Linked DNA regions of Homo sapiens: region 2 is linked to region 1. A link is a loop called in an ENCODE intact Hi-C map of the cell type or tissue named here. Cell type or tissue: Calu3. All regions are shown on one strand. Links, peaks and the distances in the headings refer to the core of each region. The heading gives the core; the rest is flanking DNA.

Region 1 (17,017 bases), core at 3,801-11,800:
TTGTGTGGGAGTCTAAATCTCTTTGTAGGTCACTCAGGACTTGCTTTATGAATCTGGGTGCTCCTGTATTGGGTGCATATATATTTAGGATAGTTAGCTCTTCTTATTGAATTGATCCCTTTACCATTATGTAATGGCCTTCTTTGTCTCTTTTGATCTTTTTTGGTTTAAAGTCTGTTTTATCAGAGACTAGGATTGCAACCCCTGCCTTTTTTTGTTTTCCATTTGCTTGGTAGATCTTCCTCCATCCCTTTATTTTGAGCCTATGTGTGTCTCTGCATGTGAGATGGGTTTCCTGAATACAGCACACTGATGGGTCTTGACTCTTTATCTAATTTGCCAGTCTGTGTCTTTTAATTGGAGCATTTAGTCCATTTATGTTTAAAGTTAATATTGTTATGTGTGTATTTGGTCCTGTCATTATGATGTTAGCTGGTTATTTTGCTCGTTAGTTGATGCAGTTTCTTCCTAGCCTTGATGGTCTTTACAGTTTGGCATGATTTTGCAGTGGCGGGTACCGGTTGTTCTTTTCCATGTTTAGTGCTTCCTTCAGGAGCTTTTTTAGGGCAGGCCTGTTGTTGACAAAATCTCTCAGCATTTGCTGAGAGAGTAAAGTATTTTATTTCTCCTTCACTTATGAAGCTTAGTTTGGCTGGATATGAAATTCTGGGTTGAAAATTCTTTTCTTTAAGAATGTTGAATATTGGCCCCCACTCTCTTCTGGCTTGTAGAGTTTCTGCCGAGAGATCCGCTGTTAGTCTGATGGGCTTCCCTTTGTGGGTAACCCAACCTTTCCCTCTGGCTGCCCTTAACATTTTTTCCTTCATTTCAACTTTGGTGAATCTGACAATTATGTGTCTGGGAGTTGCTCTTCTCGAGGAGTATCTTTGTGGTGTTCTCTGTATTTCCTGAATCTGAATGTTGGCCTGTCTTGCTAGATTGGGGAAGTTCTCCTGGATAATATCCTGCAGAGTGTTTTCCAACTTGGTTCCATTCTCCTCGTCACTTTCAGGTACACCAATCAGATGTAGATTTGGTCTTTTCACATAGTCCCATATTTCTTGGAGGCTTTGTTCATTTCTTTTTATTCTTTTTTCTCTAAACTTCCCTTCTCACTTCATTTCATTCATTTCGTCTTCCATCACTGATACCCTTTCTTCCAATTGATCACATCAGCTCCTGAGGCTTCTGCATTCTTCATGTAGTTCTCGAGTCTTGGCTTTCAGCTCCATCAGCTCCTTTAAGGACTTCTCTGCATTGGTTATTCCAGTTATCCATTTGTCTAATTTTTTTTCACAGTTTTTAACTTCTTTGCCATTGGTTTGAATTTCCTCCTGTAGCTCGGAGTAGTTTGATCATCTGAAGCCTTCTTCTCTCAGCTCGTCAAAATCATACTGTGTCCAGCTTTATTCTGTTGCTGGTGAGGAGCTGCGTTCCTTTGGAGGAGGAGAGGTGCTCTGCTTTTTAGAGTTTCCAGTTTTTCTGCTCTGTTTTTTCCCCATCTTTGTGGTTTTATCTACTTTTGGTTTTTGATGATGGTGACGTAGAGAAGGGTTTTTGGTGTGGATGTCCTTTCTGCTTGTTAATTTTTCTTCTAACAGGCAGGACTCTTAGCTGCAGGTCTGTTGGAGTTTGCTAGAGGTCCACTCCAGACCCTGTTTGCCTGGGTGTCAGCAGCGGTGGCTGCATAACAGCGGTGGCTGTAGAACAGCGGATCTTGGTGAACCGCAAATGCTGCTGCCTGATCGTTCCTCTGGAAGTTTTGTCTCAGAGGAGTACCCGGCCGTGTGAGGTTTCAGTCTGCTCCTACTGGGGGATGCCTCCCAGTTAGGCTGCTCGGGGGTCAAGGACCCACTTGAGGAGGCAGTCTGCCCATTCTCAGATCTCAAGCTGCATGCTGGGAGAACCACTACTCTCTTCAAAGCTGTCAGACAGGGACATTTAAGTCTGCAGAGGTTACTGCTGTCTTTTTGTTTGTCTGTGCCCTGCCCCCAGAGGTGGAGCCTACAGAGGCAGGCAGGCCTCCTTGAGCTGTGGTGGGCTCTACCCAGTTCCAGCTTCCTGGCTGCTTTGTTTACCTAATCAAGCCTGGGCAATGGCAGGCGCCCCTCCCCCAGCCTCACTGCTGCCTTGCAGTTTGATCTCAGACTGCTGTGCTAGCAATCAGCGAGACTCCGTGGGCGTAGGACCCTCTGAGCCAGGTGCAGGATATAATCTCCTGGCGTGCCATTTTTTAAGCCCGTCAGAAAAACACAGTATTAGGGTGGGAATGACCCGATTTTCCAGGTGCCATCTGTCACCCCTTTCTTCGACTAGGAAAGGGAACTCCCTGACCCCTTGCACTTCCCGAGTGAGGCAATGCCTCGCCCTGCTTTGGCTCACGCATGGTGCGCTGCACCCACTGTCCTGCACCCACTGTCTGGCACTCCCTAGTGAGATGAACCCGGTACCTCAGTTGGAAATGCAGAAATCACCCATCTTCTGTGTCGCTCACGCTGGGAGCTGTAGACCGGAGCTGTTCCTATTCAGCCATCTTGGCTCCACCCTGAGATCTGCTTCTTTAAGAAGTGTAGTACTTGTCCTCTAGCTCTCTCTCTTGCTCCTGCTCAGGCCATATGACTGTGTCTGCTCCTCCTTTGCCTTCTGCCATGATTGTTAGTTTCCTTAGGCTTCCAATCACCAATCAGATGCCAGTATTATGCTTCCTGTACAGCCTGCAGAAGTGTGAGACAATTGAATCACTTTTCTTTATAAATTACAGATATTTCTTTATAGCAATGCGAGAATGAATTAACACATACTCATTGGCCATAGTTCCTCCCCTGGCTCAGTGTGGCACAATCAGGAGAAAAGCATTCATCTCCTGGCTTCTTTCTGGGGAGGGAAAAAGAAGACTTAAACATACATTCAAGGATTAGACATTTTAGGTGGCTACCCATAGGACTGGTTTCTGTCTTGCCTGAATCTAAATGCTGACAAGAAAGAGCATCAGACTAAGGCTTCTGAGAACTAAGGCAATGGTTTGGACTACTATACACTTGCCATAATTCTTCACTCCACTTAGCATGAAATGAGCTGGAGCAAATTCCAACGCCTGGCTGCTTTAAGAACAAAAAAAAGAGTGCTTCCAATGTTCTGACTTTTCAGGAGACTTCCTGAGGTACTAGTTTCTGTCTCACCTATCTCCAGATTACTGATGGAACCTGACATATTCTAGAAGCCTACAGGCTTCTGAGACCAAAAAGAGATTGGGCAGCTTGTAGCAGGTTAGAGAACTTACAAAACCCCACACAGACATGAGAATGAGCAAGAGATTATGAGCCCCTGAAAAAAGAAACTGGCAAATCCCTCCAATTGGGAATTTACATGCAAAAATCCAGAGAAGATTACATACGCAGAAAGGGTTTGAGAAGCTTTCAGAATCTCTAGCCAGGATGACTGGAAAAAGTCTTTCTTTGTACAAAAGCAACCCATAAGCACTGAAAAAGTGGCTTTTTTTTTTCAGATACACAGATCCCAACTCAAAGTTACAAAGCACATGAAGAAACAGGGAAATGTGTAATCAAAGAAACAGCATAAATCTCTAGAAAGTCACCTGAAAGAAATGGAGGTATATATATATTACCTGACAAATAATTCAAAATACCATGTTAAAGTTGCTCAATGAGGCAGGAACAAAATGAGAGTATCAGCATACAGATGGAAAATACAGAAAAGAGCCAAGCAGAAATCTTGGGGCCAAATAATGTAATAACTGTACTAAAAAATGAACTAGAGGGGATCAACAGCAGACTTGATTGAGCAGAAGAAAGAATCACCTATCTTGAAGGCAGATCATTTGAAAGTATTTAGTCAGAGGAGGAAAAAGAAAAAAGGAATAAAAAGAGTAAGGAAAGCCTAAGGTACCTATGAGACAAACATCAAATAGACCTATATATATTATTGGAGTTATAGAAAAAGAAGAGAGAGAGAAAAAGGAAGAAAACCTATTTGAAGAAATAATGACTAAAAACCTTTCAAATCTGGGGATGAAGATAGATGTCCAGATTCTGGATCCCAGTGCATTTCAACTAGGATAAACCTAAAGAAGTCTACACTGAGACACATTATAATCAAATTGCCAAAAGTCAAAGACAAAGAGGGAATTCTGAAAGCAGCAAGATAAAAGTGGATCATCACATGCAAGGTATCCTTCGTAAGACCATTAGCAAATTCCTCAGCCAACACAATGTAGGCCAGGAGGGAGTAGACTAAGACATTCAAAGTGCTGAAGAAAAAACTGCCAACCAAGAATGTTATACTGCATGAAATGGTCCTTCATAAATGAAGGAGAGATAAAGATGTTACCAGGCAAACAAAAGTTCAGAGAGTTTATCACTGCTCTAGACCCGCCTTATAAGAAATGCTATGAGAGTCCTTTGAATTGAAACAGAAGGATGCTGGACATCAACACAAAAAGATATAAAAGTACAAAGCTTACTGGTAAAGGTAAATATATAGATAAACACAGAATAATTCTGAAATAGTGGTGCATTAAGCACTTTTAATTCTGGTGTAGCAGTTAAAAGACAAAATTATTTAGAAAACTAATTATGAAAATATTTTAATGGATATACAATATAAAAAGATATAATTGTGACATCAATAACACAAAATGTGTGGAGGAATAGAAGTAAAAAAGTAAAGTTTTGTATGCAAGTGAGGTTAACTTTTTATCAGCACAAAGTAGATTGTTATAACTATAAGGTATTTTATTTAAATCTGATAATCATAAAGAAAATTTTTATTGAAGATACACAAAAGAAAATGAGAAATAAATCAAAATATGTCATTACTCACAAAAAATCCCTGCAAAAGAAGACAAGAAAGGAAAAGAAGGATGAAAAAGCTACGAGACATACACTAAATACTAGACAAAATGGCGGTGTTAAGTACTTCCCTATCAGTAATTACTTTGAGTATAAATTGATTACATTCCTCAGTCAAAAGCCATAGAGTGCCTGAGTAGATAAAAAATAAGATCCAACCATATACTGTCTACAAGAGACTTACTACAGATATAAGAACACACAGAGGCTGAAATTGGAAGGATGGAAAAAATATTCCAAGGAAATGGTAACCAAAGGAGTGCAGGGTATCTGTACTTATATCAGAAAAAATAAACTAAATTAAAAACTATAAATAACAAAGATGGACATTATACAATGACAAAAAGTCAAATCACCAAGAATTTATAACAATTATAAATGTGTATGCACCCAACATTAGAATACCCAAATATATGAAGCAAACATTGCTAGAGCTGAAAGGAAAAATAGCAACACAATTGTAGTAGGAGATTTCCCATTTTCAATCATGGATAGAACATCCAGAGAGAAGATTAATAAGGAAACAAAAGACTTCAACAACAATAGAGACCAACCCAACAGCAGGAGAATACACTTTCTCTTCAAGAGTACAGGGAACATTCTCAAGAATTGATTGTGTTAGGTCAAAATACAAGTCTTAACAAATTTAAAAGCATTTATGTAACACCAAGTGCCTTTACTCAATGCAATGGAATGAAACTAGAAATTAATAGAAAAAGGAAAACTGGAAAATTCAAAAATTTGTGTAAATTAAACAATACAACCTTGAAAACTAATGGTCAAAGTGTAATTTCTAAGATTAATTAGAAATATATCGAGATATAAATGAAAACACAGCATAACAAAACATGGAGTGCAGCAAAAGCAGTACTGAGTTATAAATGCCTACACTGAAAGAGAACAAAGATCTCAAGTACACAATCTAATTTTACACTTTATTACCATTTGACCTAGCAATCCCATTACTGGGTATATACCCAGAGGAATATAAGTCATTCTCCCATAAAGACACATGTACATGAATGTTCATTGCAGCACTATTCACAATAGCAAATACATAGAATCAACCTAAATGCCCATCAATTACAGATTGGGTAAACAAAATGTGGTACATATACACCATGGAATACTATGCAGCCATAAAAAAGAGCGAGATCATGTCTTTTATGGGAACATGGATGGAGTTGGAAGCTATTATCCTTAGCAAACTAATGCAGTAACAGAAAACTACTGCATGTTCTCACTTATAAGTGGGAGCTAAATGATAAGAACTTATGAACACAAAGAAGGAAACAACAGACACTGGTGTCTCCTTGAGGAGGGAGTTCTGGAGGAGGGAGAGGAATAGAAAAGATAACCATTGGGTTCTTGGCTTAACACCTGGGTGATAAATAGTCTGTACAACAAACCCCCCATGACAGGTGTTTACCTATGTAACAAACATTCACATGTACCCCAAACCTAAAATAAAAGTTTAAAAAATCTAGAAAGGGACAAACTAAATAGAAAGTTGGCAGAAGGAAGAAAACAATGAAGATTAGAGCAAAAATGAAATACAGAATAGTAAAACAATAGAAAAAATGAATGAAACTTAAGTTGGTAAAAAAGACGAAGATTGACAATTCTTTGGGCTAATTAAGAAAAAAGAAGACTCAAGTAAATAAAATCAGAAATGAAGAGGAGACATTACTATTAATACCACAGAAATAAAAAGGATTATAAGAGACCACTATGAATAGTTATATGCCAACACACTGAATAACCTAGAAGAAATAGATAAATTTCTAGACTCTTACCATCTATCATGATTGAATCATGAAGAAACAGAAATTCTGAACATATCTATAACTGGTAAGTGATTGAATCAGTAATCAAAAATTCCCTACAAAGAAAAGCCCCAAAATCAAATGGCTTCATTAGTGAATTCTACCAAACATTTAAAAAATAATTAATGCTGATCCTTCTATAACTTTTCCAAAAAGTTGAAGAGGAGGGAACACTCCCAACCTCATGAGGCCAACATTACCCTGATATCAAACTCATACAAAGACACCATAAGATGACCAAATCCCCATAAAATACTAGCAAACCAAGAAATAAAATACACCATGTCAAATGGTATTAATGCCTGTGACATAAGGATGGTTCAGCATATGAAAATCAATCAATGTGATAAAATACATGAACAGAACAAAGGATAGAAACCACAAGACCATCTCAGCAGATGCAGAAATGCATTTAATATAAATCAATACTGTTTAATGATTTAAAAAACTCAACAAACTAGGGAATAGAAAAAAAATACCAATACATAAAACAGGGCAGAAGTAAAAGGCTCACAGCTACTCATTAATGAAAAACTGAAAGCTTTTCCTCTAAGATCATGAAAGAAGCAATTATGTCCTCTCTTGTTACTTCTATTCAACATAATATTGGAAATCTGAGCCAGAGAAATTAGGCAGGAAAAAAAGAGGCATCCAAATCAGAAAGGAAGAAGTAAAATTGTCTCTGTTTATAGGTTACATAATATAATTTGTAGAAAATCTCTTAACCCCTTATCAGATATATAGTTTGCAAATATTTTCTTCCACTCCATAGGTTGTCTTTTCAATGTTTTTTGAGTTTACTGATTCTTTGTTCTCCTTCATCTAGTCTTCTAGTGAATCCTTCTAGTGAATTTTTCAGTGTAGTTACTGTATTCTTTTACTCAAAGATTTCTGTTTAGCACTTTAAAAATACTTTCTAGCTCTACGTTGAAATTCTCATTTTGCTTATACATTTTTCTCCTGAGCTCATTGAGGATATTTATATGGTTAATTTGAATTATCTGTTAGATAAATCATACATCTCTGTTTTATTAGAGTTGGTTTCTGATGCTTTATATATTGTTCCTTTGTTCTGGCTGTATTTTCTTGTTTCTTCGTTTTCCTTGACTTTTTGTGTTGGCATCTGCATATTAGGAAAAATAGACATCCCTACCAGTCTTCACAGACTGGCCTTGTATGGGAGAAGACCCTCACCAGTCAGCCCAGCCAGAGATACTGGGGGCCTCTCAAATGTCTCTGTATGCATTTTATCTGAAGTTGTGTTATCCAAATTAGCTGGATTTGCCAGCTTTTTTTTTTTCCTTCCGGCGTTTGTAATCTCTTGCTCCCTCTGGTGTTCTTTGCTGTATGGGTCTTCTGGGGCAGCAGCACGCCCCAAGCTCTTTTTCTGTGGTTGTTCTCAACAGTCCTTCCTAAGGCACCTAGAGTATACTGGGTCCTGTGGGTATTCTGAGACAGGTGAGAAAAACAAACAAACAAACAAACAAACAACAACAACAACAACAACAAAAACCATCCCTCAGGCAGTCCCTGGAAAATTTGGAATGATGAATGAACAATTCAACTCTTTCTCTCTCCAGGGAGAAGTTGGGATTTGAGGGTTTTGCCCCACTGACTCAGGACTGAGCCAGAGGGAGGGCATATGGAAAGTATGTGCATGCAAGTCCAACCTGCTGCTTTTGTTCTCAGTGGCTTCCAACTGGGGACCTTTCCTGACAGCATTCAGATTCAGCCAGGCAGAAATAAACCTTGGGCAGCACCCAGAAAAGTCATAACTTTTGAAGTATGGTCCAGTCCTTTTCTTATCTCCCCAGGTAGAAAATTGGGAACTGGTTTTGTTATTGTTGTTGTTGATCATGTGGTTGAGAGGAGGAACCTTGAATTTTTCCACCATCTTCAGTTAGGCTCGTGTTGCTCTTGCCTGTGGTTTAGGAGCCCCTCAGTTCGTTTCTGGACTTCTCATACAGGGAATTGGTCCATGTATTGTTATTGTTGAATTTGTCTGTCTATGGGGAGGAGGAAGATAAAATGCTTCATATTCCCCCATCTTTCTGATGTCCCTCTTTTTTGCCTTTAATTTAAAATTATTTATTAATTTGCTACTGTGTGCTGGAGATTGCACTGAACTCTGGAGACTCTGAGCTTAAGTTTCATTATACAACTTCCATGGTGTTTTATTCTTGTACTCCTGATTTTTTCTCTTTATGTATTGGTTTTCAGGATAATTATTTGTTTATTTAGCATCTTCCTACGGTAAACATTGGCTCCTTTTCCTTTTTTGTTGTTAAAGCATCCAAGATTTTAACATATTAGATACATTTCAAATTATTGCAGTCAATATTCCTATCCATGCTCAATTTATTTCATTTGTGAGCTGTGGTAACCCTTTGAAGTTAGCTCCTGGATCCTTTTTACTGATATAATCCTAGAAAGCATCAAGAGCCAAGACAAGGTCTGTTATTTCACTGCCCTTCTCCCATTTGTTCTCCTCTTCTCTGTCTATCTGCTGAATAGGCTCCCACAGGGATGGGATGGGGTGCTTGGGGACTTCGAGAGAGTAACAAAAGTTTTACCACTTAACTATCATTGTCACTGATGTCTTTGTAGACCGCAGACTGCCGATGTTAATTCTTTGGAGTGCCACAGAGACTTCTTCACCATCCTGGCAGTATATCTGAGGTCCCTAATAGTGAGGTCCTCTGGTTGTTCTCTTGTGGGGCACCTTTAAGACCACAACACCTTTTTAAAATAACTTCTAGTGAAGGCCCTCTTCTGCTGCCCTCTCTCCTTGTTCCTGCTTTTGCCACCTGCTCAAGTCAGCTACAAGGAATATGTGTCAGGTTCTCCCAAAAGCTCTCTTACCACAGTCTCCTCTGCATCTGGCAGGGCCAAGGTCCATATATTCTATGCTAATCAGACAGAGAAGGGAATGTCAATCGCCTCTTCCTTTAGGCACTCCTAATCTCTATAACTGGTTCTCTTGGACTCTCTCCTTAATTAGACTGAAGTGAGGAAATGGAGGGGGAAACCCATTACACTCTTCTGTCTCGGCTGACAGCTCACACCTCAGTTCAGTTCTGCAGTACATTAACCTCCTTTAGCATTGCTTTCTTTTAAAATAAGCTGGACATGGGTAAATGGGGGTGAAGGGATCAGGTCTGATTCTGATTTCTTTTAATAAGCCCACAGTGGACATTTGGCAAGTCCTTGGTATTCTCTTTAAAGCAAAGTTTCTTTGAACATTTATCCCAAATTCCCAGACCACAGGAACGTCTAATTCAAAATCCTATTTCCTAAATTTTTGATTTTTTCTTTATTTCTTAAAATATTTATTTTCTTAGAAAAACTATATATCATCTTGGCTTTTTGCTTCGTAATCATTTTATGGAGTTATTTAGTGGGTGTAGTATATTTTTGTTTCAGCTCTTCACAATTGGATCTTAATAGCCATGACATAAGGAACTTAAAATTTTGCTGAGGTAAGAATTTGGACTGAACAAGTCTGGGTCTGGGTCCAAAGCCGCTTTTATCTCATTGTGGCTTTGTTGTTCTCTACTTGTCAACAGTAACTTTGTAAGTGATGAAATGTGTGTTTCTTTGAGCAAAATGGCCATTAAGTGAGTTAAAACTTTAGCACAGTTTGAAAAGGCAGCAAAATTGCTGGACAAGAATGTGCTGGGAATCACAGGGCTTTTTACTGAGGTATGATTTAGAGGAAAGCTGAGCTAATAGCTCAGTATTTATCATTCTGAAGAATAATGAATGCCTCACAATATAACCAGAACAAAAGTCAATGCACTAACTATGCTATATCATACATATGTTTATTTTTTTAAGTCTCTTTTATGTTTGTTGTTACAGTCTCTTACATTTGTGTGTGCATGCTTTCTTTTTTATTTCTTAATATTAGTTTTCAGGGGTATACATAACTTTTCCTAGGAATCAGCTCTCAGTTTACTGATTTACCAATTTCTGCATTTTTCATCAAATTCTTCCAGATGTTTGCTTGTTTTGCTCACTTCTGTCTTTCAAATCGCTTTTCAAATGTCACCTGTTCAGATAAACCCCTGTGACTATTTTATCTAAAATAGCTATTTCCTCCTATCCTATTTACATCTCTGACTCCTTATCCTGCTATATGTTTCTTTACATTGATTTCTATATAATTGTTATATAAGAACTTGTTTACTTTTTACTTATGTTTACTTATTTACTTATTTATTGCTTACTAAAATGTAAGTTCCCTGTATCCTCAGTGCCTAAACCAATGTCTGGAACATTTTAGACTTTGTCAAAATATTTGCTGAATAAATGATTGAATAAAGAGTAAATGATTTTACTCATCCTGTTTTCTTAAATGTTTTTCCCCTCACCATTTGGAGTTGAATTATGAGTTCATTTACTTCCATTTTTATTTAATAACCAGACATTTAATTTAAAAAATATTTTATGATTGCAGTTTTTATTTTTCTGTTCATCCTAGAGTTATTGAGCAAGGCAATTCTACATTTACAAGCGATTAGGGAGTTTCTGTTTAAAATTTTTGTTGTTAATTACCAGTTTTCATTTTCAGTCAGAGAATGTGAGCTGTAAAATATATTGTTTCTTGGCATTTATTGAGATTATCTTCATGAACAGCTACATGATAACATTTTCAAAATGTTCTCTGTAGAATAAAGTTTACTCTGTCTAATAAAAAATCTTACTAATTGTACTATTGAAATCCTTGTAAGACCTTGGTCAGTCTTTGTTCTGTAAAAGAGAGTTTTAAATTCTCACAACAAAAATAATTTTTCTATCAGTGTTTGACATCTACTGCCAGCAAAGAAGTTCATGACTGATTTATCTTCATTGTAATTTAAATTGCTTATCAGCAGAAATGACTATCTTTTTAATAGTTTACTAAATTCAATTTTACTTTGTTTGAAATTAATATTACTAGTAGCTTTCCTTTGGTCTGATTTTGCCTAGTCAATCTTTCTGTTTCCTTTTGTTTTTAGCATTTTGGTGTCCTTGTGTTATGTGTGAGTTTTGAAGCTGAACATTGTTAAATTTTGTTTTAATAGGTGAGTTCAGTTATTTTATTTTTTGTCCAAATTCTTTTGAGTGATCTTATTTCTTTCATCTTTCTTTTTTTAATTTAAAATGTTTCTTTGCTGTTGCATTATTTTTTTCTTTGCTTCTCCTTTCACTTTTTCTAGTGATTGAAAGATAAACATCTTGTTTTATCTTCTTCAAATGGAAATTACTTTAATGTTAAAACTAAACTTTTTCTAGTTTAATATATTTAAAAATAAGACTTTTTGAGTCTAAATAAAATGAATGTTTTGGCATATATTTTTCTATTACTTTTTCTTGATTCTCCAAAGTAATCTAGATTTCTGAATGTTAATTATTATTTTTATTTCGTTACAGATTTCAACTTTGTTTCTTTTTCATGCCTCAGTTTTGTTTTTAATTTGGGCATATATTAAAATTTAATTTTAATATATGGCAAAGACAGTAGTTAGCAAATTGAACATCAGTATTCGTTATCCTCAGCTCTTTAAAAAAAATACCTCTCCTTCATACATACAAATACATTCTGAGTTTTAATTGGTCATGTGTCCACTCAATTAGAGACTGTAGTTTCTAATCTCCCTGCAGCTAGATGAGATCATGTGACTAAGTGTTGCTCCATTGGATGTGAGCAAAGCAACGTGTGCAATTTCCAGATCAATTTTATGTAAAGAAATTGATTGTTTTTTACCCCCTCTTTTTCCCAGTTTCCATGGCCTAGAATATGGACATGATTGTCCATGCGAGCTCTCACCATATTCATGAGGATAACACTCTAAGAGATGGCAGAGCAATTATACCAAAGGAATTGGGGTTTCCATATGACCTAATGGATTGTCTGCCTCCCACCAGGGACTGGCTTCCTACCTCTAAACTCTTGTAAGAGAAAGTAAGCTGCAGTCTTGTTTCAGCCCCTGTATTTTGCAGCCTTTTGTTTTAGCTTCTTAACCTTTTCTCTAACTAATACATCATATTTGCAGATATTTAATATTTTTAATTGCTTGACATAGTCCCTCATTGTTACTTTTGGTTTTGCTCTCAATATTCTGATAACAAATTTTGTTTAATTTCAGGTAGATACACTTGGGTAGTTATATTCCCTGAGCCATTTGTCCACGTTATCTTGTCTGGGTATAAAATAAGTACCACATCTTTTATTTCCCCCAGTTCTGAATACAGTTCTGGTATTCTGGGTTGAATAAGGCAGGCCTGACTTTTTTCAATTCTCCAAAACTATTTTTGTTGTCTTCCTGAATTTTTACAAAATCTTATGTCAGACTAAAAAATTTATACAGTTTATATTTAATTTAGCCTACTTTATATTAATTTTGTCTAGAATTTGGTAACCCTTTTTGATATATCAATGTCTGTGCTTTGATTTTTTTCACTTAGGACATTATATTTTTCCTTTCTAATATCTCTTTGATGATTGCTTCTCTATTCTTATTTCTTTCTCAGTGGTGATTATTCACATGTTGAATTTTCTCTTTCACTGTATTTATGATTTTCTTAGAGAACTTCTCTAGGTTGTTACTGATTACATTATTTGCAGTCTTAGTTCTGTCCTTTACATGTTCCAATGCATATTTTAATTATTCTATTTTTTTTGTGCTTCTTTGGGATTTCTCTGTATTTTTACTTTCTTATGCCAGATCAATTTTCATCTTATGTTTTATCTTTTACTTCACTGAGTCCATGATTACTTATATTTCATTGATATAATAAAACCAAAGAGAAAATAAGCTTTTATTTTACTTATTGGATAAATATTATTTAGAGATAGATATCTCTCTATATTTTCAGGGAAATAGCTATGTTATTACTTACATATCACAGAGGGGTTTTTTTTTTAATTTTTAAAGATCCCTTTTTCCCCATTTCTGTATGATTTATCAAACTTGAACAAGAAATTATTTTTCTGGTCCTGGTATTTGTAAAGTAATGTGATAGTTTAATTCTCTTTCAGTTTATATATTATCTATGCCTTTATTGCTAGAATTCCCTTATGAACTCTTAAGTTTCTAACCAAGTTTGTGAGCACAACCTCTAACAAATTTCTGGTATATAGCAGACATTCATTTAGGGCGGCTTTGTTATACAGAGTGAGATTTTTTTTTTCTCTGAGTTTTTGGTTCTTAAAGTGTGAAGAAGTAAATTTATTTTTGGATATTTTGAAATTTGAATAATATGTTAGAGATAGTTCATTACCAGTACCATCTCTAGAGAGCCTGCTTCACTCTGCTCTTACTGAAGGCTGAACTTGCCATCAAGTCCTCTATGCACCACTACCTATCCTCTACTTAGTATTCAGCACTAGAAGTTGTTGCTTCCTTAATGAATGGATGTAGAGAGGCAAAGATGAATGTAATGAAACAATCTGCATTATTAAGTACCTAAGTGATGTGTTATGACCTTTTTCAATTCTTTCCCATAAAACTGAATTGCCATTTGAGAGGTCTTGTCAATGATTAAACCTACGGAAAGCATAATTGGGGGTAGACGATTGATTAATAATTGTTTTTTTTACAAGTTTCTATTGCTCTTATCATTTTTCTCTTTTTTCTTTTTCTTTTTCTTGGCAGATCAGAAAATATGTGTCAGTTTCAGTTAGTTAGCATCATTGTAACCTAAATGTTGTAGTATTTCTCCTGAATTTTGTTTTATGCCTTCTGTGCTTTAGGGAGAATAGTTCTTATTTATTGGAACTAAAAAAAAAACGAATAGATTTGAAATTCAAGCTCAAAACCATGTAGAGCTGTCATTGACTTTTCCCAAGGTGTTTAATTGCCTGTAGGAAAGACTTGTTTTGTTTGAAAATTCTCTGAGCATTCACGGAAATTCATAGTGGTCAATTTTGCATGTCACTCGGAGTATTGGGACTGTTTCTTAGGCTTCCCCAGAAGTAAGTAATGTGTGGAAATGGTCACTTAGAGTGTCTTTAAACAAACATTCCTACAAAGGCAAAAATGCATTCAAAGATTGTGAGAGATACAAACGTTTCTAACAGTTTAAGGCATAACCATTTTCTATCTCAAACTTTAAAATGCTTCGGTCACAAATGTTTTCAGGCATAACCTCTTACAGGATTTATGGAAGGATTCCCAGGAACTGAGAGGGCATATTTACCCTAGCTTTGAATGTCACATCTAACCAGATTAACACATTTAGCCTTTGGTTTTAGGTCCTAGGCTATCACATTATGGAACTGGTTTTTATTCTAGAAGGAAGTGGCCAAGCTGTATTTCCTGCTCTTGTTCTAGTTCAGTACTCCTCATCTTTGTCTCTCAAATTCTCACAGCTCCTGGTCTCAATGTGCTGACTTGTCTTAATCTTTGGCAACTGCATTATCTATAATCCCTGATTAAATACATAGCTTTTGGCCTCTAATTCCAACTTTGTTATCAGTTTCTAGCCTTCTTCAGTACCTGACCTCTAACTTTTATCCAAGCCATACATTTGGTTGTCTGAATTTGGTTCTACTCTTAATTCTGTGATCTTCACTGCTGAAAGTCTTGAAATAACAAAACCATCGGCAAATTAATATTCAGCGTATCTGTGTGTTTATGTGTATGAATGTGATTATATCACAATTTAACAAAATGTTAATATCGCAGAATTTCCAAAACAGTGTCCATAATATAACTGTCATTGAAATAAAAAACTAACAAAACAAAACAGTAGTACTTTTTGGACATGCACTCCTCTCTGTGACTTCCAAAAACTCAGTAAATTCTTTACAGACATCAGCATTGCAGAGAGAGAAGATTCTGCATGTACAACCCTTTGGATTGCCTCAGGATCTAACCCAAGACCACAGTTATGCACTATGCACCTCCTTTTTCAAGTTAGGGATTACTAAAGAATATTTTGTGTTATATTATTAGCCCCCAACTATATACACACATTGCCTGAGAAGTAATAAAATTACCAAATTAAAAGTATTACTAAGTAGAAGTAAAAGAGAGAAAGAAGAGGATTGGTAAGTATTATATTTATGCTTGGGAAACTAATGTATTCAAAAAATTATGTTCTTATCTTGATAAACCTATTCTGCCTTTTAAAATAAGGAGGTTAATCTAGCTTAGATGGTCTCTGGGGATTAATGACAGGGTTTCTTAAGATAACTTACTAATAATTCATATCCTCATAACATTTTTCATCTCTGTAGAATCATATTGTTCTTGTATAATCTATTTCATTTTTGAAATTCTGATAATCTATTCTAGGGAGCAAATGAGTCATGAGGGTACAGGTGTATGACATTTAAGTGTTGGTGAACTTAATTTAGCACAGTCAGCATTTACTCTATAAGGGAAAAAAGCTAGAGTAGAGACCCCTAACACAGGCAGTAGTAATAGTGAGCAGAGGCTAATGATGAGTCTGTTATAAAGGGTAACTTACCGTGATTTTAATTTAAATATATCTTAGCATGTTTATAAGGTAATTTTTAAAGTGTTCTGTATTTTGCTTTAAATAAAATTTAAAATTTCTTTGTGTATATTAAAGGTTTTTTTTTTTTTTTTTTTTTTTTTTTTTTTTTGCAGTTTCACTCTGTTGCTCAGGCTGGAGTGCAGTGGCACAATTGCGGCTCACTGCAACCTCTGCCTTCCGGGTTCAAGTGATTCTTGTGCCTCAGTCTCTGGAGTAGCTGGGATGACAGGCACATGCCACCACACCTGGCTAATTTTTGTATTTTTAGTAGAGACAGTGTTTCACTGTGTTGGCTAGGCTTGTCTCAAACTTCTGACCTCAAGTGATCCACCCACCTCAGCTACCCAAAGTGCTGGGATTACAGGCATGAGCCACCGAACCAGGCCAGCCAACATGCCTGGTCAAAACATTTCTATATTTTACATAAATATTATTCTTCTCGGTTTATGTTTGTAATTATTTTGATAAGTTTGCTACTTTCTATTAGATCAACTTTTAACAATTTTCATTATAAGATTATCATTCTTGCTTTAGGGTTTTTTCATCTTGTTTTTGCTTAGTTTGCCTTTTTAGTTTCTCAGTCATCATGATTTTATCTTTTTGTCTCATTTTTCTCAGTTATTGTGATTTTATTCATTTGAATTAATTTATCATTGATCTCCCAACTTTACTATTGTCATTCATTATTAATGTAGTGCTGGAAATGAAGCTTCTATTCTATACGGTTGTTAAATAAAAGTAAGATGGGTCATTGATTGGGGTAGAGCTTTCTACCTCAGAATATGACATTTCCGTAGTACTTGTGATACCTAAATAGCTGTGAAATATCAAAAA
Region 2 (17,017 bases), core at 3,942-11,941, 500 kb before region 1:
TGGTCTTCTCTTCCTTCTTTCTTTTCTTTCTGTTTTCTTCTAGTGAAGGTAATTTTGTCTGGTGATATGATTTAGTTTCTTGCTTTTTATTTTTTGTGTACCCATTGTATGTTTTCTAGTTTGGGGTTACCATGAGTCTTGCAAATATTATCTTACAACCCGTGATTTTAACCTGATAACAACTTAACACTATTTGCATAAACAAACAAACAAAAAGAAAACTAATAAAAACTCTATGCCTTAACTTTGTCCCCCTGCTTTTTAACTTTTTCTTGTTTCTATTTATATCTTATGGTATTGACTATGTCTTGACAAGTTGTTTCAGTTATTATTTTTGATCAGTTCTTTGTTTAGTCTTTCTACTTAGGTTAAGTGTAGTTTACACACTACAGTTACAGTGTTATAACAGTCTGTTTTTCTGTGTACTTACAATTTTTTTTTTTTGAGACAGAGTCTTGCTCTGTCGCCCAAGCTGGAGTGCGGTAGCATGATGCCAGCTTACTGCAACCTTCACCTCCTGGGCTCAAGCAATTCTCCTGCCTCAGCCTCCCGAGAAGCTGGGACTACAGGCACGCACCACCACATCCAGCTAATTTTTTTATCTTTAGTAGAGATGGGGTTTCACCATGTTGGCCAGGATAGTCTTGATCTCCTGACCTTGTGATCCACCTACATCATCCTCCCAAAGTGCTAGGATTACAGGTGTGAGGCACCATGCCCAGACTAAAGCCAATAACTCTTATGTTTGCCTTTTAGAGGCTATTTTCTAGAGGCTATATCCTGTAGGTGTGCTTCATTGTTTTTTATTCTTTTTTCCTTTGTCTCTTCTGACCTGTATTTTCAAATACCCTGCCTTCAAGCTCACTTATTCTTTTTTCTCCTCGACCAGTTTTGCTATTAAAGGACTCTGATACATTTATCTGCATGCCAATTGCATTTTTCACCTCCAAAATTTCAGCTTGACTCTTTTATTTATTTCAATCTCTTTGTTAAATTTATCTGATACAATTCTGAATTCTCTCTCTGCATTATCTTGAATTTCTTTGAGTTTCCTCAACACAGCTGTTTTGAATTCTCTGTCTGAAAGGTCGCATAGCTCTGTTTCTCCAGAATTGGTTCCTGGTGATTTATTTAGTTCATTTGGTGAGGTAATGTTTTCCTGGATGGCATTGATGTTAGTAGATGTTCTTTGGTGTGTTGGCATTAAAGAGTTAGGTATATATTGTAGTCTTCACTGTCTGGGCTTATTTGTAGCCATCTTTCTTGGGAAGTCTTTCCAGATATTGAAAAGACTTGGTTGTTGTGATCTAAGCTGTATCTGCTCTTTGGGTCATCCCAAGCCCAGTAACTCTGTGGTTCTTGCAGACTCATAATGGTACCGCCTTGATGGTTTTGGACAAGATCCAGCGGAATTTTCTGGATTACCAGGCAGTGACTCTTGTTCTCTTCTGTTACTTTCTCCCAAGCATACAGAGTCAATCTCTCTCTGTTCTGAGCCACATGAAGCTGGGGGTGGAGTGACACAAGCACCCCTGTGACCAACCACTATGACTGTGTTGGGTCAGACCTGAAGGCAGCATAGCACTGGATCTTGCCCAAGACCTGCTCCTGGCCATGGCCTCTGTTTGCTTAAGGCCCTGGGGCTTTACAATCAGCAGATGGCAAAGCCAACCAGGCCTATGTTTTTTTCTTCAGGGCAGCAAAGTCTCCCAGGTGCTGGGTGGGTCCAGAACTGCTGTCCAGGAGTCAGGCACTAGATTAAAAAACCTCAGAAGCCTACCAGGTGTTCTATTGTATTACAACTGAACAGGCACTCAAACCACAAGATGAAGTCCTTCCCACTCTTTCTTCCCCTTTCCAAAGACAGAGGAGGCTCACCTCATAGCCACTGCCACCCTGGCCATGAGGAGTACTGCCAGACTACCGCTGATGTTCCTTTAAGGCCCAAGGGCTCTTGAGTCAGCTTGTTGTGAATGCTGCCTGGCCTGAATGCACCCTTCAGGGCAGCGAGCTCCCCTGTAGCCCAGGGCAGGTTCAGAAATGCTGTCCAAGAGTTATGTCCTAGAACTGGGGACCCCAAGAGTCTGCTTGGTGCTCTACCCACCTGCGGCCAAGCTGGTACCTAAAGTGCAAGACAAAGTCCCCTACATTTCCCTCTGCTTTTTGAGGCAGAAGTTCTGTCCCATAACCACCAAGGCTGGGAGTGTTCTGAATCTCACCTGAAACCAGGATGTCTCAGAGGCTCACCCAAGGCCCTCAATGTAGTATCTGTTTATTGCTACTGATTATTCAGGGCCCAAGGTCTCTTCAGTTAGTGGGTGATGAATGCCACCAGGACTGGATCCTTTTCTTCAAGGCAGCAGATTCCCTTGTGGCCCAGGGTGTGTCTAGAAATGTCTGAGAGCTAGGGCCTGGAACAGTGGCCTCAAGACTTTGCCTGGCGCCCTTTCATGCTGTGGTTGATTGAGCTGGTATCCAAGATGCAAGACAAAGTGCTCCCCACTTTTCCTACTGCTCTCAAGTGAAAGGAAGGGGTCTCTTTTGAAGTCATGAGCTGTGCAGCCTGGACTTAGGGGACGGGTGATGCCAGCACTCCCTTGGCTGCCGTAGCTGGTGTCTCAGTATGTCGTGTGCTCCCCTCACAGTCCACTGTTTCTGGGCCTAGTTCAGCGCTAGGAGTTGCTCAGGGTTGCAGTCCTTATGGTCTAGACTGCCTTTCAAATTTACTTGGAGACACAGAGTGCTGTAGCCCGTGGCGGTGTGGTTTGCAGGAACTCAAGTTCAGACCACTAGGATGGGATTGGTGATTTCCCTCTGGCTAGGGCCTGGTTTAAATGCTCACTCCCTGTCAGCTGAGTTTGGTCTGGTTTTCCTTTCTGTTCTAACAGGATAGCACTGAATTCAATGCCTCACAATTGCTGTGTTCTCCCTCCTCCAGCACCCAGATTTGCTGCTGCTTGGGGGTGGCGGAAGGGTGGTGTTGGCAACTTAGGACTGTTTTTTCTGTCTGTTTGGTGCCTCTTTCAGTGATAGGAAATTAAAACCAGGTGCTATGAGTGCTCACCTGATTTTTGGTTCTTATGAAGGAGTTTTTTCTGTGTAGATGATTGTTAGCTTGGAGTCCTTGTTGGGGGAGTAATCTGTGGAGCTTTCTATTCTGCCATCTTGCTGTGCCTCCCTATCAAACACAACAGAGTTCAAAGCAGGATCCTCCAAAAAACATTCTAGAGATTCTATATTCTTTGTTCCATTCACTCTTTAAACTTGGTAATGGATGAAGCAGCAGAAGAATCTGTTTTGACACGCTAGATTTCTTTATTTTACCCAATAACTATGCGATTATTGTAATAAACAATACATTTTGGTTTCAACATGTTGAAATGTGTCAGAGAAGTCATTTATGGAAACTATTGTCAATATCTACAGGAAAATTGAGATGATGCCATCAGGCCACTAAGAACTGAATTGTACGTAGTATAAAATCCTTTTGTGGAAATTATTGATAATATTAATAAAGATGTAGAGTCTAGAACTCAAGATATAGGCATAAATTGAAAATATCCACTTTAAACTTACTTTCTTAGGACTAATTTGGCATATTTTAAGTCAAAATACAGGTATAATGAACATGATGCAGGACTAAATTCAATGTAAATAATGGCCTTGAAAGCATCAAAGAAACTAAGAAATTCTATAAAGATAAATAAAGTGATAATACTTACAAAAGTATATGTTATTGTGCTTGCTTTGGCAGCACATATACTAAAATAGGAATGACAGAGATGTTGTTTAATGTGTATACAGTTGCAAGATGAAAAAGTTCTGGAGATCTGTTTCACAACAATGTGAATATACTTAATATTGAACTACACATTTTAAAATGGTTAAGATGGTTAATTTTATATGTCTCTTACCACTTTAAAAAACATATGTTACAAATTCTAAATAAAGTCCCTTGATATTGATACAGCAAAGACAATCTAGAAGACTAAGAAGTCTCAGTTTGGCTGCACATGTCAAAATCAAGCCCTCTTTGATCCAGCATCAAATAATATGCTCTTTGCTTTGTTTCTACATTAGCTGAAAGAGTATTATCTTTAAAAAGAAGATTGTGATGGTGATTTCCTAGATGTGTACATACATTGAAACTCATCAATTTATAAGCTTTAAATACATGCAGTTTTATATTCATGAATTATATCTCAATAAAGCTGTTTTATTTTTTCAAAATAAGAAAAAATTATACTGAGGTATCATGACTTTTCTATGTCAGTGCTTCTCAAACTTCAATGTACACATGATTCATCGGGGGGTCATAATAGGAAGTAGGTTCTGATTCCATATATGGGATACCTATGGTTTGTTCATGTATGAGTATCTGGAAGCCTTATTTTCCAAAGTCTAGTATTAATTCTATTTAATTATTACAATATATTTATGGAGATAATTTACTGAACACATTCCAAAATACTTTGAAATTCTCAAAGATATTTTTTCTTTTCTAGTATCATTTTGCCAGTGAAAAGGTAGCCTCTCAAAATTAAAAATTTTTTAGAACCACTTAAAGTCTACAGTATCACAAGAAAGACTGGCAAATCTGGTGATTATTTCTGAAGAAAACAAGATATTAGAGTAAGCACTGAAATGATCCTAAAGAACTTAGTTTTATAATTTTAACAAAGTTTTATTTTTAAAATTGATTCCTTCACAGTGACTTTGCGTTCTTGCTCATTATAATTCGTTTTTATTAATTTATGATAACTTTGAGTCCTCAATGATTTTGATAATTTTAAACTTTCTATAATTTCATGTTTACATCTGATATATGTAATTTATTCAGATGCTATATTGACTTTACATATGACACGTTTTATCATTGTTGAGAACTAAATAACGTATTGACTTAAAATTTATTGTTACCCAGAGGTGCCAACGGGTGGTAGCAGCTCTAAGTGTAGGGTGTGAGGAAAAAGGTAATGAATGAATTGGATTTTATTTTGAAGGCTGTGGGAGCATCTGAAGGATATTAGGCAAGTGAGTTATGAGATCAGATTTGTGATGGAAAAAGATTCATTTGGCAATCATGATGGCGAATAGAGATGGTGGATTCAGAAGGCACAAGAGACACTGGGTGTGGAACTAATCAGAGATGATGGCAGCCAGGAGTTACCAGCAGTGATCTATGTGAGAAAAGAGGTAGGAGCAAACTAAGGCAGTGGCAGAAGAAAAGAGAGAAGAGAATGAGAATATTCATTATCTGAGCAGAAAGAAAAGACTGAGGGTCATAAAAATTTATTAATAAGAAAACATGCACTGATAAGTATGAATGTGCCATTAATATATTTCTATTCTTGAATACATTTCCATCTTCACCACCTCCCTGCCCATCGGTCTTACTTCCCTCTGGGATCAGGAGCCAGGCTTGCTGTGTGCTGCCTGGCCTCCTTTCCAACTTTTCTGCATCTTTTCTCTGGTCCAGCATTTTTCAGCTACAAGAACAGAGGCAGATCAGAAACGAATTGCACATTCCTTAAAAGCTGTTGTGAAGATGAAGTAACACTATTCAACTAAAATGTCACAGGAAATTATCAAAAGCTGTTAAATCTATTCCATTTGATGTGGAGTACAGTTGTAAACTTTATTAATAGTAACAAATATTAAAGTATATTCTGCCAATTGTTCATTTAGTGAATTGGCCTGATTCCACAAGTTCTAGGGTAGAAAGCAGGAGGAGGAAAAGGTCATTGGAGTTTAAGGAACATGGAGAGGCTGGTGTGCTGTATGCATTGCCCTGAAGGATATTAAAGTTACCCAGAAAATTGGAAGAAATATAGAAGAAGGGAAGGCATTGAGGCATGGGGGATGAGAGAGAGTGACCTCTGAATGAGAGGGAGTGAACAGAAATCACTAGAATATAGCGACGAGGACGGTGGTGTCTTAAGCTCCTATAGTTACAGTTTTGGGATGAGGATTGAGAACTTGTTTGAAGTAGTGTTGGAAGAGGAAGAAGGGGACTCATGTCCTGCTCTTAGGGTCTAGGGTATGACAGGAAAATACTTTCACTTGAAAGAGATGGGAAGTAGTATCCTCAGGAGAGCTCACGTTTAGTGAAGTCAGTTTGGGAATAAAATTGAGATAAAGCTCTTCCTTTAGAGAACCAGAGGAAAGGCTTAAGGGTTAGGAAGAGGTGGGAGACTGTGGCAAGTAATGGGACGATCATTTTGGGGGTGAAGAATTAGAGATGATAGATGACAGGACCTAGGTGAATTGGAGTTGTGGGGGATGCCACTGTAGTTGGAGTGCTTTTGGTAATGGTGGTGGCTATGGGCAAAGCCAAGTCCCCTTTTTGTGAGCCTCTGATTATCTCGGCTCAGGAGACTTCCATCTTTGCAACTGAAAAAGGAGGGCGGCCGGGTGCGGTGGCTCATGCTTGTAATCCCAACACTTTGGGAGGCTGGGGTGGGCGGATCACCTGAGGCCAGGAGTTCCAGACTAGCCTAGACAACATGGCAAAACCCTGTCTCTGCTACAAATACAAAAATTAGCTGGGCGTGGTGGCTCGTGCCTGTAGTCCCAGCTACTTGGGAGGCTGGGGCAGGAGAATTACTTGAACCTGGAAGTGGAGGCTGCAGTGAGCCGAGATTGTGCCACTGTATCCCAGCCTGGGCGACAGAGCAAGACTCTGTCTCAAAAAAAAAAAAAAAAAAAAAAAAAGAGGCCGGGCACGGTGGCTCACGCCTGTAATCCCAGTACTTTGGGAGGCCGAGGTGGGTGGATCATCTGAGGTCAGGAGTTCATGACCAGCCTGACCAACATGGTGAAACCCCATCTCTTAACTAAAAATACAAAATTAGCCAGGCGTGGTGGCACACGCTTGTAATCCTAGCTACTTGGGAGGCTGAGGCAGAAGAATGGCTTGAACTTGGGAGGTGGAGGTTGCAGTGAGCCAAGATCGTGCCATTGCACTCCAGCCTGGGTGACAGAGTGAGATGGAGTTCATATTTTAAATGTGCTATTTCTGCCTAAAATATCTTTAAAAAATAAAAGAAAATAAAAAGGAGGCCAAATGTCTATAGCAGCATTTATTCATACTACCTTGAAAGTGGAAACAATCCAAATGTCCATCAACTGATGAATGGATAATTAAAATGTAGCACAGCCGTAAAATGGAATATTATTCAGCAATAAAAAGGAAAGCAGTACTGATACATGCTACAGCATACATGAACCTTGTGTACAGTATGCTAAAGGAAAGAAGCTAGTCATAAACGGCCATGCCACATATTGTATGGGTTCTATTTTTATTAAATGTCTAGAAAAGGGAAATCTACAGAACCAGAAAATAGGTTCATGATAGCCTAGGGCTGAGGCAGGATTGGGGTAATTGGTAGTGATTGCCAATGGGTACGGAATTTGTTTTCGGGCTGATGAAAACGTTCTAAATTAATTGTGGTGATGGTGGTAAAAGGCTGCAAATACACTAAAAATCAGCTGTATAGTTTAAATGGGCGAGTTATTTGGTATGTGAATTATTAATATATTTCAGTGGAAAAAGGGGACAATAACTCAGGTTGTAATCAAACAAAATATTATGGATGTGAGAATGTTTTGGAGACCAAAAAGCACAAAATATATGTGAAATTGGTAAGGCAAGTGTGGGGACACCTTCTTCTGAAGATTTAAAAGAAAATGACTAATACTTTAGGGCTGGTCTTAACTGACTTATTGAAGGCAAGGGGGCAGACCACTTGGCTTCAAGGAACTTTTACAATTGTAATTCCATGAGAGAATATTCATGTAATTTATTCTACTTTTTGTCAGATTTCCCTTGAAAATTCAGTTCATGCACAAGAGGGTGCTGTCCACCAAATAACAACTTGTTCATCGCTGCTGGCAATGTGCATATGTAATCTTAGGAGAAAAAAACCAAAGTAAGGTCAAGGAGAACCTAAATTTAAAAGTCCCTTAATACATATGAACTAGTATATATGAGTTTGCTTATGAGTGTACAGCATATCTCTGGAAGGACATATAACATGGGCATAGGAGAGAGGGGTACTTTTTTCTGTAAACTATTTAATGCTTTTTATGTTTTGAACCCTATGATTGTATTATTTATAAGAAACATTGTATAGAAAGAAATAATACCTTATAAAAATTATTCTGTGATGTTATTTAGATTAACATGTGAAATTGAGAAAAGGGATGTGGAGAACATATGCAACATATAGAGATATTATTCAAATCAATTTTTTAAAATCATTGCCAATTCATAGTAATGGCTTATTTTGTCTACTTATTCTTCTAATGAATCCAAGGATTTTCCCATGTATTATATGTGTATTCTTTCCTTCCTTTCTTCCTTCCTGAACGCCTGGCTTCTTGCCTGCCTTCCTCCCTTCCTTTTTTTTCTCTTCCTCTCATTTTTTCCAGGTATAAGAAAGATAATTGAATTGTTCAACTACTTTTCAACTTTCTACTATAAAACTCTTCAATAGAAAATTTGAAAGAATAGTACAATAAACATTTACCACCTTGATGGAATAATTATTAATATTTTGATTTTAACTTACATCTTATCTTTTTAAGAGACAGAGTCTCACTTTGTTGCCCAGGCTGGTCTCAAACATCTGAGCTCAAGCAATCCTTCCATCTCAGCCTCCCAAGTAGATGGGACTGCAGGCACATGCCAATTATTTTGCTCTGTTTATCTCTGTACATATATGTATATGTGTGTGCATTTTTTTCAATATTATTTTCAGATGTTTTAACCCTAAATAATTCAGCAGCCATCTATATAATGAAGGACATTCAACTACATTGTCATAATATTATTACACCAGAAAAATTATGAGTAATTCTTTAATACCATTTATTATCTAGTTCATATTTTAAATGTGCTATTTGTGCCTAAAATGTCTTAAATCACTTTCTTCCCCCATGAAGTATTGTGGTTGTTATGCGTTTGTCTCTTTTGTTCTGGAGCAGTCCCTCACTTAAAAAAAAAAAAGACTTCATCTTTTTGTAGAGACCGGGCAAGTTGTCTTACATGGAATATTCTATATTTTGTCTGATTGTTTCCTGGTGGTGTCAATTAAATTGTCCCTCTGTCTTCTGGATGTTAGATTCAGGTCAAACATTTTTGGCAATAGTTTATTTTTAATCTTTTCATTATGAAATAAAACACACAGAGTTCACAAAACAAAAATATGCAGCACGATTAATTATTACAAAGTGAACATACCTAGGCAACCACCACCCAAGTGAATAAATAGAACATTGCCAGCACTCCAAAAACCACATGCGCCCCTTCCAACTTTTTACCTGTCCTTCCCATCCAGTGTAATTACTATCCTCGACTTTAGGAAATTAACTCCTTACTTCCTTTATAGTTTTGCCACCTAAGCATGCATTAAACACCATGGTTTAGTTTTTGCACTGTTTTTGCACTTTATGTGGGTAAAATCATATGTTGTGTTCTTTTGTATCTAGCTTCTTTTAGTCAATCTTGTACTTGAGAAATTCATCTATATGCTTATGAGTGGCTGTAGTTTATTCATTTAAATATCTGAATTATTGAAATAAAACATAATTCACTTCTCCTTTCTACTGTTGATGGGCATTTGGGTTATTTTGCTCATTTTGTTTTTGTAAATAATACTACCATGAACATTCTCATGTCTGTCTCTTGCTACACATGTGCATGCATTTCAGTTGGGTATAACTCGGTAGTATGATTTTTAGGCCATAAGGTATTCATATGTCTAAATTTTGTAAATATTTTGTACATTTTGTAAATAATGACAGTCTTTCAAAGTGGTTGTGTTAATTTGACCCCTACTAGCACTGCATGAGATTAATTTACACATTCTTAGCAATGCTTCGTATTGGCAGTCTTTTTAATCATTTGAGTGGATGTGCAGTAGTATAACGTGGGTTTTGTTTGCATTCTCGTCTCCTGCCCCTTTTTGAGTTACTGCATTTTTCTTACTGATCTATAGGAGTTCTAAATATAATCAGTTTATGAATCATTTGTTAATTTTCCCACTGTGTGTTTTGCTTTTGGTTATTGTAACAGTATCTATTGATGAGTAGATGTTCTTAACTTTGATATAATCCAATTTGTCAATCTTTTATTTTTTGGTTAATTCCTTTCTGGTCCTCTTTAAGAAACCTTCTTTTTTTTTTGAATCATGATAAAATTATCCTGTATAAGCTTTGTTATTGTTTTGCCTTTCACAATTATATCTACAGTTCACTAGGAATTGATACTTGCTTATAATATGAGTCACAGGTCAATTTTCTTCTTTTATTTATATGGATATCCATGTGGTCCACATTGTTTTCCACTGCTCTGCAGCTACTGTGTCATAAATCAGTGTCCATATATACGTGGTTCTGTTTCTGTGTTCTCTTTTGAGTTCCTTTGGCATACTTTTTCATCCTGGTACCAATGTTACTTGCTACATCTTTATAATAAGTTGTAAATCTTATAGAGTACTTCTTCCACATTGTTATTTTTCAAGAATATTTTGGCTATTCTTGGTCTTTTGCACTTCCATAGACACTTAAGAATCAGCTTCTCAGGTTCATTTAAAACAAAAACAAAAACAAAACAAAAACCTGGGATTTTGAATGACATTGCATTGAACTTAAAGATCAACTTTGGGGAAAACTGATATCTTCACAGCATTGAATTACCCCACCCATGCACATCATATACTCTTTTTTATTCCTCTATTTTGACTTTATTCTTAATATTTTATAGCAGAGGTTTTGCACATACTATTTTAAATGTGTTTCTGATCAATTCTTTTGATGCTATCAAAATTTCATATTCAAATTGTTACATACAAAAATTGATTTTTGTATGTTAACCTTATTTCTAACAACCTTTTACCTGTAGATTTATTTCAGCTTTCTACATACACAATCATATTATCTGTGGATAACAGCTGTTTTATTTATTTTCTCAAATTCTTGTAATTTTCCCTGCATATGTCCTTCAGTACAATACTGAATAGAAGTGGTGATAATGGACATATTTGTCTTGTTCCAGGTCTCAAAGAGAAAGTTGTCAATATTTCAGCATTAAGTGTCAGGTTTGCTGATAAATGTTTAAATATTCTTTTTTTCATAAACTTCCCTTTTATTTAATGTTGCTAAGAGTTGTTCTTTAAATCATGAATAGATGTTGAAGTTTAACAATTTTCTGCATCAATTGAGATGATCATGTGATTAATTCCCCTTTATTTTATTGATAAGAACCTTGCATTCTTGATTTACCAGGATTTATTTGTTATTTCTTAAATGTTTGGTAAAACTATTTGTTTCTTAAATGTTTGATAGAACCCATCGAGATGTTATCTAAGCTCAGAGTTTTCTTTGGAAAAAGGTTTTTAATTATAAAACTCATTTTAGCTGATATAGAACTATTCAAATTTCTTTTCAGTTTTAGAAAGTTGTCTTTTCTAGTGATTTGTTCATTTTATATAGTTTTCAAATATATTGGCCTAAGGTTGTCCATAATCTTTCTCGTTATCATTTTAATGTCTGCAGTATCTGTAGTGATATCCTGCTGTTTTAATCCTGTTAGTTATATGCAAAAACAGGATTATACCCAGGTTACATAGTCTTAATTTTTACACCAATGGTCTTAAAGAACCATTCATGACATCAAATATTCTTTTATTGCAAGAGCTAACATTTTTTTCAAGTAGTAAAACCTATTTTTCAAATAAAACCTTATACTTTTCTTCCAATGTACAAACAAAAATGTGAAGGTACCGTAATTAAAACAAGGATGAAGTGAGACTGGATCTCTCAAATACTTGATCTACCTTTCCTTTTTGAGGTCTCCCCTGTTGGAAGGACATGGTTTTAAAAATTATTATTCTATATTATAAATTGCTATATACATGTGTATGTACAACTTAATTTCCTCTCCATTGTTGGATAAGCCCCTAATTCGTTGGAGACAATTTTTTGTGATGAATTCGTTAATGCTAATTGCTTGAAATGTAATTGCTAGGTTAAAGGCTAACTACAGTTTCAAGACTTTAAAATCGTATGTATAAACTGCTCTTTGAAAAAGTTGAGGCTGGGCGTGGTGGCTCACGCCTGTAATCCCAGCACTTTGGGAGGCTGAGATGGGTGGATCACCTGAGGTCAGGAGTTTGAGACCAGCCTGGCCAACACGGTGAAACCCCATCTCTACTAAAAATACAAAATTAGCCAGGTGTGTTGGTGCATGCCTGTAATCTCAGCTACTTGGGAGGCTAAGGCAGGAGAATGGCTTGAACTTGGGAGGTGGAGGTTGCAGTGAGCCAAGATCATACCACTGCACTCCAGCCTGGGAAACAAGAGTGAAGCTCCGTCTCAAAAAAAAATTAAAAAGTTGTACCAATTTATGCTCCTAGTGGTATAGATGATAGTGTCCTATCACTCACATCTGTATCAATATTGGGTATTATCATTGAGTATTTCAAAATATTTGAAGGAAAATTACGCAGTCTTTAAAAATAATTCAGATGCTTAACACCTAGGAAAACATTTATGATAATAGTTAATGCAAAAAGTAGAGTCCAGCTGCACATTTAGGCAAAGGTAGGGAAGTAACATGGCTTGTGGGCATTTTTCTTCTTACTCTCCCAAATTGTCTTTAATTACAGTTTTACAATGCGAAAGTAGAAAAAAAATTCAGAAAGCAACAAGCTTGGCCCCTGTGTCAGCTCAAGAGAATTAAGCCACGCTAGTAATTTTTAAACGACAGATAATTTAATGCAGATTAAAATCACACCACTCACTGGTAGGTGTGAAGGCTCTTTAGGAAGGATTCTCAGAACAACGCTACGGAGCTGCCAGACATGGGAACAATCGGGAATCTGGGTTCAGGAAACCACTGCACCAATGGTTGAAACCGTAATACCTTCAGAGTACAGTAATCTACCATGGCAAGTATTGGCTCCAAGCATACACCACTGCAAGAATTGCTTAGCAGGAATCCATTGCTTCACATCCTAAATGCAAACTGCGAGATTTAATATTGATGCCTCACAGACTTCTGTCTCTCCACTGAACTGTTTCTGAGATTAAGCAAGTATCACTGGTGAAAAGTTAATTACAAGCAGCGCCCTAGTTGCAAGGAAGTCTGGGAAATGTAGTTTTTATCTTTACAGCTTCTTAAATACAGGAGGGTACTCCAGAGAGAGGTTGGATCAGCTGTTCAGCAAGCCAATCTTCTACAGATGCTTCATGTCCATGAGGATGATCAATAAAAGATTAACTGACTTACTGGTCTGACATGATGACAGATAATGAAGATTGTTAAGGATTTTCTCTGTTTGCTGTACCTGATTTTCTCTGTTTGCTGTACCTCCACCCTTCTCTGCCTTCCCAAGTGCCCTGGGAGACTGACTTCTATGTATTACATATTCTGGGTTCCCAGCCTTTCTGGGGGCTGGTTGGTTTTAGCCAATGGCAAGCTGTGAGAGAGGTACCCTGGTTTCTTCACTGCTGGTCAGCATTTGATAGTGTGTGTGTCCCTTTACCTAAGATTAAAGTGTCTGTTGGCAGACTGTCTCCACCAGCTACAGCTCTTGCTGGGTGTAACAGCTTCCTCCACTTGCCTCCTTAGTTCTAGAAGTGGTAATGGCTTCTCACTGCTGCTAGTCACTTACCGTTGCTCAGGATTTTACTTTTTAAGAAATGGGGTCATTTTGCTCTGTCACCGAGGCTAAAGTGCAGTGGTGTGATCATAGCTCACTGCAGCTTTCAACTCCTGGACTCACACAATCCTTCTGCCTCAGCCTCCTGAGTAGCTGGGACTATAGGTATGCACCACCACATGCAGATTACTCAGGGTTTTTAACCATTCCTTGTTGGCTCCCTTAACCCTACCCATACAATAGTCCCTTCATTCAACTCTCCTCAATTACTTCTTTGAGTGTGCCATCTTTTCCTGCTGGGAAAAGTTAACATAGCCAGGCAGATGAGACATAAACATAGCCACAAGCTCAGAATGTGTCAGGTTTTTGGAGATAGGGTTGTTAAAGAAGTAATTAAGGTAAAATTATTCATTTTACCTAATCTAGTATGACTGATGTCTTTATAATGAGAGAGCAGAACCAGGGGTGCCAACACAGAAAAAAAGACCATCTGAGGACGCAGTGAGAAGATGGCTATCTACCAGTGAAGAGACCTCAGAAGAAATCAAACCAACGCAGCCTTGATGCTTGACTTCTAGCCAACTGACCAGTGATAAATTTGTAGTATGAGGACTACATATGTATTACATTGAACAGCAACTGTTCAATAGTTTTATAAGAACATACATTGAAACTCACAGACCTAGGTTTAGAACTGCCTCCTGACTTCTTGTGGCCTACTCTTTCCATGCTTTGGGTTATTGTTCTGACATTTTCAAGTCCTTAATTACCAACACACTTGAGTTTCCAAGGTCTTCCATCCTTGGCCTCATCTCTCAACTCTTAATTTTGCCTTTGTGACTGCTAGCATCTTAGATGGCTCCCAGTGATCCTTACTTCCTGGTATTCATACCCTTGCAAGTCTCCTCCCACAGTGAATCAAGGCGTGAACTGTACAACCCATTACTGCACAGCAGAGATGACAGTGTGTGACCTCTAAGGCTAGGTCATTTGTTTGGTCTCTGGGATCACTAGCTTTGGGGGAAGCCAGCCCCCATGCCTCAAAGATACTCAAGCAGCTCTGTGAAGCAGCCACATGAAGAGGAACAAAGGCTCCCAGCAACAGGCAGCACCAACTTGCCAGCCATGTGAGTAAACCACCTGAGGCAGATCCTTCAGCCCTAGATAACTCCAGTCTCAGGTAATTTGACTGTAATTTCAGTAGAGACTCTGGACCAGAACTGTTCGGCCAAGACACTCCTGAATTTCTGACCATGGAAACTGTGAGAATAGATGACTTTTTAAAGTCACTACATTCTGATTACACACCGTAACTAATACAATATTTCATAAGCCTCCACCCAGTACATAGTTCTCCATATTCTGCTTTTGTCTTTTTCTTTACCTCTTCTCATGAAACAAACCAGTAGCAAGCCAACCTTCTTGCAAATCCTCCATTGTCCAGCTCAATCTCCATCTTTGTGAAGCTTTTCTTAAATACAGAACTTTGTTTTTTCTTTGGTAGCTCATAGTTGGTACCTCAGAAATAATAACTTACTGTCCTGTATTATTTTTTCACACATATTTGTAAAGATAAAGATGAGGTAGATTTCTTTCATGTTTCCCATAGCACCTTGAATAATTCAACATGTGTAGCTTAGTGAAATGACTAAATTATTAATAAGCCACCATCAATTAGAATCAAAATCTGGGACAACAGTATTTTCTTCTTAGTCTGACTTTCAAAATTACTGTTTTGTCTAAGGACCGGAATAAGCAACTTTCAAACACATTGTTTTAATAAGGCTGATTAAAAAACAGCTTTAGATGTACATGGGTAATATGTTTTAGAAATTTAAAGCAGGGAAAACTAAATAAATGTGTAGGGTCATAGCATGTGACAAGGGTGAAGAGGTGAAGACTACAACCCAGTGTTACAAATGAAATTCTGTCCTTAATAGTATTCTGTACCCTTTGTGACAAGAATCCAATAATCTGTGTTCTTCTTAGAATACTATTTTCCATCATTGGAGATGTTGATTTAATGGTTCCTAGAAGATAAAAAGCTATGGCCAGAAGTGGAAACATGGTTCACTGTCAGTAAATGGCTTCAGAAGAAACTTTTGGAGCAGACTGCTAACACATTGCAAATTAAACTTCAAAATCATTGCTTGGTATGAGAGGCACTCAGATTAATGACTCAGTATGTTTATCAGTCATGGTTCTCCAGAAAAACAGAACCAATAAGATACACATATCTGTAAGATAGCTATATATTCTTATATACCAACACTTACATGTTTTATATGTGTTTTGAAGATATATATATACACACACACACGGGGGAGATGGAGAGAGACAGAGAGAATTAGTTTTAAGAAAGGCTCCAGGATTGTAAGAACTGGCAAGTCTGAAGTTGGTAGGGTAGGCCAGCAAACTGGATCAGGTAAGAGGTGATGATGCACTCTTTAGTTCAAAATCTACAAGAAGGCAGGCCAGCAGGATGGAAACTTAGGATTAATTTGTTATGATCTTGAGGCTGAATTACTTCTTTTGGAAACCTTGGCTTTTGCTCTTAAGGCCTTTAGCTGATTGAATGAGGTTCAACAACATTATGGATGAGAATCTGCTTTACTTAAAATCAACTGATTGTAAATGTTAATCACATCTACAAAATATATTCACAGCAACATCTAGGCTAGTGTTTGACCAAACACATGGGCGCCATAGCCTCACCAAGTTGACACATAATATTAACCATCACAATACCATATCTGATAAAGTGGGTTTTGGGTATTATTTTAATTTTTAAATTTCCTATATCACTGTATGTCCCTCGCACAGAGCACTCCAAATGTTCCAAGCACCTCATGGAACACAAAATCAGAGGAGACGCATTAAGTGTTAATCACCAATAACCATAAGTAATAGTAATAAAATCTTTTCTAATGAAGTATAGAAACATCTTAGAAACTTAATTTTCTGTAGGTGTTCCTTTATTTTATCAAAAATAGTAATTTTGTATAATTTTAAATCAGGAAATCTAAGGGGACATGTTACCCAATCACAACAGCTAATAAAATGCCTCCCATTACAGACCCAGCTTTTTAAATATTCAATAACATTCACAGAATTGGCAAGTTAGTCTCCAAAAAATTCTAACAGAAACTGCAACTCAAAAAGTGTGTCTATATCAGAGATGGTGGTAACTTCCTCAAAGAAGTTACATGCAAATACCCAGGAGTCTCATGGTTTACAAGGTGACAGACAGACATATGAGAAAATAATCTTGAAGAAGATAGCCTCACCCTACCCAAACTTCCCAAATATGATTCAGTGAAGAGTCAGAGTTGCAAGTGGGCTGGGTGGGC

The links. Hi-C counts contacts between places; a loop is a spot of excess contacts. Peaks named below come from ENCODE experiments on the same cell type or tissue, not always from the same donor. Only the 100,000 strongest peaks of a DNase experiment are listed, where the experiment ranks them.
Region 2: a loop joins it to region 1, with 6 times the contacts of the local background. A loop is called at or near these places in 15 of 110 quality-filtered maps.

What each region holds. Positions count from the first base shown.
Region 1 is chr4:142,976,406-142,993,422 of GRCh38, reverse strand. The region is part of intron 1 of USP38-DT (USP38 divergent transcript); the gene reads left to right. Among named protein-coding and RNA genes, the nearest start is that of INPP4B, 140 kb to the right of the region's middle. In Calu3, for the core only: a CTCF peak has its summit at 8,054 (motif pointing left); a DNase peak (open chromatin) is centred at 8,032.
Region 2 is chr4:143,473,810-143,490,826 of GRCh38, reverse strand. GAB1 (GRB2 associated binding protein 1) reads right to left here. Exons shown (of 10, transcript NM_002039.4): 10 at 16,262-17,017. Among named protein-coding and RNA genes, the nearest start is that of SMARCA5, 31 kb to the left of the region's middle. In Calu3, for the core only: no CTCF peak of the experiment used is centred there; a DNase peak (open chromatin) is centred at 7,856.